2 separate regions of the Homo sapiens genome follow, and region 1 is linked to region 2. Evidence: chromatin loops called from intact Hi-C (ENCODE). Cell type or tissue: K562. All regions are shown on one strand. Each heading gives the region's core, and the rest is flanking DNA. Links, peaks and the distances in the headings are about the cores only.

Region 1 (4,390 bases), core at 296-4,295, 210 kb before region 2:
AAGGTTGGGACCAGAACCCACGTCTTCTGCTGCCAGTTCCAACGTCTGTCCCATCACCTGCCCCTGCCTCTCACTCTAAGAGTCTGCCTTTTAGAAACCAACTCAAGGCTGTTTTCTTAATTAAAAGCCAATCTCACTGTGTTGGTGAGATTGGCCACACTTTGAAGAATGAGGCCAGGCATCTATCTATCTATCTATCTATCTATCTATCTATCTATCTATCTAATTAGCTTTCTTGGATGGAAAAGATCCTTTTGTATTGCCCAGAGGGAATCCTTGCCCTAATGCTGGGGTGAAAAACTTCCTCCCCATCTCACAGACTTCCAAGGCTCTCGGCAACACTTTCCATTGGAGTAGTTGGTTCTTTGTCAGGTGTCTGCTCTCTGTCTTCTGAGGGTGCAGGTGGAGGTGGTCCAAGAGACGGGAGCATGATCCTCTCCAGCTGCATTGTCTCTGTTGGGAATGGATTTCAGTTTTCTGATGCTCGGAAACTAGATTCACATTTGGTAGAATCTCAAATCCAGCTTGGTTTCCCATTCCTATAACAGCATTCCTGATGTGTGTGAAATTCTTCTTTTTCTTTAACACTTTAATTTTCCCAGATTATTTAAAAATATAAGATTACTGCTGAAAATCTGGAAACTACACAAGAATGTAAAGAAACCACTTAAGTTCTCACTACCCAAAGACAGCACCATTTGGAATTACGTCCTTCCAGTCTTTTTTCGTGATCACACTTCCTTTCATTTGGCTGAAATTGGCTGGATAATAACTTTTGCCCAGTGAGCATAGTTCTGTTGCTTGGAAAAAGGCAGAATTAGTCTCCTTCCTAACAAAAGTTCAGATGCATGAAGTCAACATCTGTCCCCAGATTCTTCCTACCTCTGGGAAAAAACCTCAACCCCATTTAAATGCCAAGGTTTATAACAGCACTTCTGATTATTACCATTTACTAAGTGTGCACTACTTGTAAGGTACAGTGCTAACTAATTCTCATACATTCCTTGTTTAATCTTCACAACAACCTCATGAAGGAGGCATTTTCTAGCTCCAAGTTTTAAAAGAAACTGAGACTCAAAGAGAATGGGTCCCATTTAGGCTGACGGGAACCAAGTTCAGTGAGATGAGAGCCTCCTTTATTCTGGACCCTTTATCTCTATTATGGTGGCCAGAGGACACAGCAGCATTCCTGATGCTTTATCAGAACTGCCCCTTGAATGCCATGCTTGCAAAGCAAACTTTTACATTTGTTCCTGACAAATTAATCTCTTTCATTCTGGCTCATAAAGACCTTTTTTTCCCTCATAAAAATCTCTGAGGCAACATGACTCATGTAGAATTCCTGGAAACAATATTTTTAAAAAGCCTCCTAGCTATAGCACCTGGCACACACGACACATCCCATACCTGGTTACTATTACTACAGAAGGCAGGTGACACTGTTTGTTTCGTTCCCTGGGTTTCCCTCTGTTCCCCACAGTAGAACAATGGGCTAAAAGTAGCTCTGTGCTAAGGAGGGCCCATCCGCTGTGGTTGGTCTCTGAGGTGGCTTCCAGAAGCATCCATCCTTTCCAGCTATTGGCAGAAACAAGAAGCCAAGAAGATACTTCCTTGAATGTGGGCCCATCTGCTCTCATGCCTGGCTCTGCTCTCCCTCATCATCCCTCCCATTTGCGGGTGGGGTGGGTTTGTCTGTCCTTGGTGGGAAGACCTCTTCCCTCCCCAGCCCTCAGACCCCAAATCCATGACACCACAGCCCACCTTGCTGCTACTTCGGCTGCTGATTCCTCACCCACGTTGCTCAGAAGTGACATTCCTTTTAGTGGGGTGGAGCTGTTGAAATGGATTTTAAAATATGGGTTGAATTTGAATTTTTGGTTGTTTTCTAAATTTGGTCACAATCATGTCTTCTTGTTCTAAAACAAGAGAGAAAGGAAGCAGCTGCCCTCTGGGAAGCCTCCAGAGAGGAGAGGGGAAGAAGAAAGCCCTCACGTGTCTCTGTTGATTGTTCTGCTTCCTTCCTGAGCTCTCTAAAGCCAGGTCTGTAGGAGTGGAAGGAGATAGACATGGCCCTGAAGATGCCCACTTGGTATCCCTGGCCTGGGAAACTCTTGCAGGGCACACCATAGCCACCCAACAAGGCTACTGGCTCCTGCTCATGCCAGACCGGTGTGCTCTGCCCTGTGGGGAACGGAAAACACAGACACTGTCCCCACCCTGGGGAGCAAATCCCACTTGAATCTGGCCAATATAATTCAAGGCAGATACAGAGAGGTGCAAGGAGCCCAGATAAAGGAGTGACCTTGTCTTCATTAGAGGGGGTGACATTTGTGCCACCTCAGAAGGCTGAGTAGGCTCCAGATAGTCTGTGGAGCAGGGGAGGGCAGTCCAAGGGTGGACATGGAGGCCAGGAATGGGGGGAGGGGGGATCCTACAATATGGAGAAGGGAGGCTGGGCAGGGGAGGCCACAGCCTGGCTGGGTCCACATCTTCAAGGGTTGGATGCCAAGCTGAGTTTAGATTTCATCTTGGAGGCAAAGAGGAGAAATGGTCTGTGCAGTGAGGACAAGGTTGCAGCTGGCCAAGCAGTGGTTTCCTCCCATTGCATCATCCTTCCTCAAGCGTCCATCCCCCACGGAGGGAGCTGCAGAGGGCTGGGATTCTGCAAAGGGCTGTGTGGTTTGGCTTCTGTCCCCAGCCCTGAACTAAACCTTTCCTGCCAAGGTCAGGGACCTCTCATTTACTAAATCCTTTGAAAAGTTTTCTTCCTCATGTGCCTGAATCTCACTGCTGCATTTGGCCTGGTCTGTCCCTGTCTCTTGTTGAGATACTCTCCTCTTGTGGCCTGTGGCCACCACACATCTGGGTTCTCCATCTACTCTCCCTGCTTCTCAATCACTTCTCTGGGCTTCTTCTCCAGCATTCTTAAGTCACATTCCCCAGGATTCCATGAGACCTGCTTGTGACCCTTCATGCTTTTCCTGGGGGATCTCAAACACGGGTGTGGCTTTATTTTATTATTATTTTTTGAGATGGAGTTTCACTCTTGTCACCCAGGCTGGAGTGCAATGGGGTGATCTTGGCTCACTGCAACCTCCGACTCGTAGGTTCAAGTGATTCTCCTGCCTCAGCCTCCTGAGTAGCTGGGATTACAGGTGCCCATCACTACACCTGGCTATTTTTTATTTTTTATATTTTTAGTAGAGACAGGGTTTCATCATTTTGGCCAGGCTGGTCTTGAACTCCTGACTCCAGGTGATCTGCCCACCTTGGGCTCCCAAAGTGCTGGGATTACAGGTGTAAGCCACCATGCCTGGCCAGTTGTGGCGTTAATACCAATAGTTAGCTGTGTCTATCAGGAATTTTTTTTTTTTTTTTTTTGAGACAGAGTCTCACTCTGTCACCCAGGCTGGAGTGCAGTGATGTGATCTCGGCTCACTGCAACCTCCGCCTCCCGGGTTCAAGTGATTCTCGTGCCTCAGTCTCCTGAGCAGCTGGGATTACAGGCTCCTGCCACCATGCCCAGCTAACTTTTGTATTTTTAATAGAGACAAGGTTTCAACATGTTGTCCAGGCTGGTCTCGAAATAATGACCTAAGGTAATCTGACTGCCTCAGCCTCCCAAAGTGCTGGGATTATAAGGTGAGCCACTGTGCCTGGCTATCTATCAGGAATTATATCAGAAGTAGCAGAAACCTGTAAAACAGTGATTGAATCAAATTGAGGTTTTATTTTTCTTAGGTAAGAGGAAGTTCAGATTTAGGCATTTCTAGGCTGATACAATGTCTCTGTGGTGCTGAGGGATGGAGGCTCCTTCTGTCTTTCCACACGGCCTTGTTTAGTGTCTTCCTGTGACCTGTGGTTGTAAGATGGCTGCCTCCTCTCACCCCTCCAAGCATTGAGCCTGTCTTCATTCAAGGAGACGGGAAACCTGCCAGCTGAGTCTGTCTTCTGTTAAAGAGCTTTCCTGGGGGCTCCACCAGTGATGTCTATTTACATCTCTGCATCAGTCAGTTATTGCCAGGGTAATGCTCTGTAACAACCACTCCCAAATTCAGGCTCGGCTCATCTGAGCAGTAGTCCAGACTTGGATCGGCTGGCCTTGGCTCTAAGAGCACTAGTTCTGGGATCTAGAATTTGCTGGGATCCGAGCAAGCAGTGATTACCTGGGTGGGTTCTTCTAATGGTGAATCATGAAAAGAAGGAAACCAAACTATGCAAGCAAATAAAAGGTTTCTGCTTATTCCTTCCACTAACATTCCAAAGGAAGTCATGTTACTAAGCTCAACATCAACGCGTAAGTACTTACACTCTATTCACAATGGAGAGGAGAAGAATGCATATTTGTGGAGGAATAATCCACATTAACACAATCTCACTGTCCAGCCAT
Region 2 (4,390 bases), core at 114-4,113:
AGGTTGACAGGGCCAACAAAATAGATTCTACCACACACAGCAGCAGGGAAGATCAAGTGTGGGGGACGTTGCAGTGAAATAATAGACAGAGGTGAGATCATGCTGGCCTTGAAATCCAGGATGAGGCATTTAGACTTTATCCTGCAACTGACGTAGTAGTTAAGAAGAAAGTACTTAGGCAGATAGTGAGGGTACAGGAATCCTCAGTAAGGTTTTCCTTTTAATGAAAAGCAGCCCCAAAATCAAGTTCTTTCTCTTCTTCTTCTTCTTCTTTTTTTTTTTTTTTTGAGATGGAGTCTCACTCTGTCACCAGGCTGGAGTGCAGTGGCACAATCTCAGCTCACTGCAACCTCCGCCTCCCAGGTTCAAGCGATTCTCCTGCCTCAGCCTCCTGAGTGGCTGGGACTACAGGAGCATGCCACCATGCCCAGGTAATTTTTGTATTTTTAGTAGAGACAGGGTTTCATCATGTTGGCCAGGATGGTCTCGATCTCCTGACCTCATGATCCGCCCGCCTTGGCCTCCCAAAGTGTTGGGATTACAGGTGTGAGCCACCACACCCAGGCAATCATGTTCTTTTCTAACAAAGAGCAGCCTGTAAAATTGAGCTGCAGACATAGACAAGCAAGCTGGAAGCTTGCACAGGTGAATGCTGGCACTTGTGTCAATAGGAGAAGGCTACCTGGGACTAGGCATGATCAAAATGATGGCTCCATGTTCCCTTCTCTTTGCCAGCCACGTGTACAGTAAGGAGCAGACAAGATGGCGCTGGCCAAGTGGAAGGCCCATTTGCAGAATAAGATTAGGGTGGGGTGACCAGCCTTCCCCAAGTGCTATGTAAACGTCGCATCTGGTCAAACCAATCTGTGGGCCCTACTTAAGTCAGACACCGCCTCCTCAAGCCTGCATGCATATAAAATCTGCTGCAGGTTTTCCGTTTCAGTCACCTCTTCCTCATGAGAGGGAAGGCTGCTCTCCTCTCACCTTCCTATTGCCTATTAAACTTTCCGTTCTTTGACCCACTCACATGTGTCCCTGTCCTTAAACTTCTTGGTGCAAGATGACAAACTCCGAGACAATGTTGCTGCTTCACAACTGGTAGGGCACCTTGGGAATATTTAAATGAGGTAAGAGATGGTATTGGATCCATGTTTGAGAAAGATCAAGCAGGTTTTTTGTTTATTTGTGCACTCATTCAGAAATATTTCTTGAATAATAATTTGTACCCAGGATCATGTTTGGACTTGGGAGTACAAAGATAAATGATGCCCCCACTTTTCAAATCTACTAAGTCCATTCTAATGCCACAGACTGTTTCAAATCTCCTGTATATTTCCTGCCACCTGCTCTCCACCTCCTCAGAAACCCTACCAGTGGGGGACAAGCACATGCATGCAGTCCTTGTCTATCCTAACAGCTGGAGAAGTACTTTTCTGGTTACCCCTTGAGCTCCTGGTCCATCAAAACACCACTGAGCCTCCTCAAACCTCTTTGATAGCCACTAACTGATTTTCTCCTTTTGCTTTCCATCTTGTACTCCAATTTATAGGGCCGGTAAATAGAGAGATGCCTTGGTCTGTGTCTGAATTTTGGTCCTGCCACCTACTAACCATGTAATCATAGCCAAGCTACTGAAAAACTCCAAGTTACTGAAAATAGTCCTCCACACTCAGTCCTTCCCTGCAGCTCAGTTTCTTCATCTGTAAAAGGGGGACATTCATGGAAACTACTCTCCTTTCAGTTAATTTACAGGAAGCACTGGGAACAGCATTCTGGCCCCGTGTAAGCGTCCAATCAGTGTTTGCTATCTTTGGCCTGTTCCAGTTGTCTCTCAGTAGGAGCTGGGGGAAGGTCTCTCCTTCAACCATCCTAGCTGGTGTCTTCCAATCTGCCTGGCTTCTCTGCCTGTCTTCAGGCACAGGGCTGGGACTCAATGTATACATAGCAGTACAGCTCTGCCTGCTGTTGGTAAATATCCGTTGTCCCACGACCCCGAATGTCTGGACTATCCTGGCCCTCTGCTCCTGCCCTTCATAATCCAACAAGTAAAATGTTATCATCTGGCTCATTAGCGGCTGCTGACAAGAGGGCTGAATTCCTTCTGATAGACAGGCACACATGCCACAGCGACTGTTTAGTCATCTCATCATCCCCCTGCATGAGCCTGCTGGGGGCCCTGAGTTCCAAGAAGGACCCAGAGCACCCTGTTATCTGATATGTTTGTGGGAGGAAATTGCCTCCCTCTCCTCTCCTTCCAAACTTGTGCCTTTTCCTCTGGTCCTTCTCTTAGTGAGTGGCTCCACCATCCAGCCAGGAGCCTAGGAATCTTTTATTTATTCAACGATATTGACTAAGTGTCTCCTTAGTAATAAAAATAACAACAATAAACCATAAAATAAGTGCTAGGAAGCTCTGCAGAGTTGGGATATTTTTATGATGACTACTTTGATTTTTTTTTTTTTTTTTTTTTGAGACAGGATCTCACTCTTTAACCCAGGGTAGAATACAGTGGTGTGATCATGGCTCATTGCAGCCTTAATTCCTGGGCTCAAGTGATTCTCCCACCTCAGCCTCCTGAGTAGCTAGGACTACAGGTGTGTGCCACCAGGCCTGGCTAATTTTTAGTACATATACATATATATATATATGCATATGTACTAATATATGTATGTTTAGTACATATATATGTTTGTAGAGACAAGGTCTTGCAATGTTGCTCAGGCTGGTCTTGAACTCCTGGCCTCACAAAATTCTCCTGCCTCGGCCTTTCAAAGCGTTGCACGTGGTGGTCTTCCCTTGAGGCAATGTGGTGCTGGCTCTTTTCTTATCTTCCCTAGGACTGTTGCTCACATCTCCTGGCCTCTACAGTTCCATCTCCTCCAGTTCATTCTCCACACCAGGGGAGAGAGCTTTCTAGAAAGCCTGTCATACTTAGTGTTTTGATTTGAGTTTCCCTTTAGAGGAGGATTCATTAATTTCTCTGCAAGGCGATCCCAAGAAACAAGGTAAGAGAGCAGAGAAATGAGACAGGGATGGGAAGGAAGATTTTAAAGGGTGCATCTAGTTCTCACTGTGAGTGACTAGATCACACTGTCCTCTTAAGGGTTCTGGGAGCCCGTGCAGTCTGGCACCTCAGAGTTTCCAACCAAAGGGACAAGGATGTTATGGTCTTCATACACCAACCCCTCTCAGTCTTTGAAAAACAGGAGGGCGAGGCACTGGATGAGATTCCAGTACTTCTGGCCTGCTGCACACGACAGAGTGGGCTCAGCTGCCACAGAATGCTCTCAGGCAGACACGTGGATGCTGGCAGTGGGAACTTGGGGGTTTATGGGCGGGGCACCCCAGAGACTGCAGTATCAGGCCCAATCTAGCAGGAAGTCACACAAGGTTTACTTCAAGATAACACTTTGAGCTTACAATACTTTCCTCAAACCTTACTGAAATGATAAAAACAACAGAGAAAAAACAAAAAACAAACAAAAAAAGACCTGCAACCCCTTGTTAAAAAAGGAAGAACTATCTCAACCTGGCAGAAACTTTGAGGACTTTCTGGAAGATAGAAACCTGCTATGATTGGCTATCCTATAACCACAGCAGCAAAGGCAGGGCCTGTCTTCGAGTCCCTCCTGAGGCTGATAGCCACAGGAAAGTGCCAGTAGAGGCTGAAACAGAAATAAGCTGGGAAAAGGCTGGGGGGAAGCTCATAGAGACTTGTGCAGTTGCTGACAGCACCCAGAAGACCTATCAGTCCTTTCAATGTGGGCTTTCATATTTATGAACATCAGTACAGAACAACAAACACCAATTAATCATTTGAGGAGATCTAGCAGCCTCCAAAAGGGAATCAACAGTTAATCAGAGCCAATGGCTTCTGTTTCGAAAGAATGATTACAGAAAACAGGAGATAACTTTTAAAGATTCAAATTTGTATTTTCATCCAACTCCACTGGAAACAAGGAAAAGAAAGCAAATTGGTATTCTCAGTAAAATTTCAGAGAGTAAAAGAAGCATGAAATGAAATACTGGGAGAATAAGAAACAGTCCTTGAAAATAAAAGAACGACTGTATCACCAGAATAAAATAGAACTACAGCATATATGCTACTGAAACCTGATTTAATGAATTGTTAGATCAAAAGAATTAATATAATTGCTCAAAGGACACAGACAAAAAGATAAATTCATGAAATAAAAGATGAGGGAAGGAGATAGACATAATGTTTCAATATTTATATAACAGGAGTCACAGAATAAAAGAGAATATTAGATGGAAGAGAAGTACCAGTGAACAAAAGAAGTTTGGTGCGGTGGCTGGAGCCTGTAGTCCCAGCTACTTGGGAGGCTGAGGCAGGAGGATCTCTTAAGCCTGGAAGTTCAAGACCAGCGGA

What was found. Hi-C counts contacts between places; a loop is a spot of excess contacts. Peaks named below come from ENCODE experiments on the same cell type or tissue, not always from the same donor. Only the 100,000 strongest peaks of a DNase experiment are listed, where the experiment ranks them.
Region 1: a loop joins it to region 2, with 4 times the contacts of the local background. A loop is called at or near these places in 1 of 110 quality-filtered maps.

The regions. Positions count from the first base shown.
Region 1 is chr9:98,865,278-98,869,667 of GRCh38, forward strand. It overlaps LOC102724684 (a long non-coding RNA gene), which reads right to left. Exons shown (of 3, transcript XR_930168.2): 3 at 3,711-4,180. Among named protein-coding and RNA genes, the nearest start is that of ADIPINT, 44 kb to the right of the region's middle. In K562, for the core only: no CTCF peak of the experiment used is centred there; a DNase peak (open chromatin) is centred at 2,634.
Region 2 is chr9:99,073,432-99,077,821 of GRCh38, forward strand. No RefSeq gene overlaps it. Among named protein-coding and RNA genes, the nearest start is that of TGFBR1, 29 kb to the right of the region's middle. RefSeq lists a cis regulatory region at 1,693-2,411. In K562, for the core only: a CTCF peak has its summit at 2,154; DNase peaks (open chromatin) are centred at 890, 2,160, 3,340, 3,610 and 1 weaker place; H3K4me3 peaks cover 1,209 bases.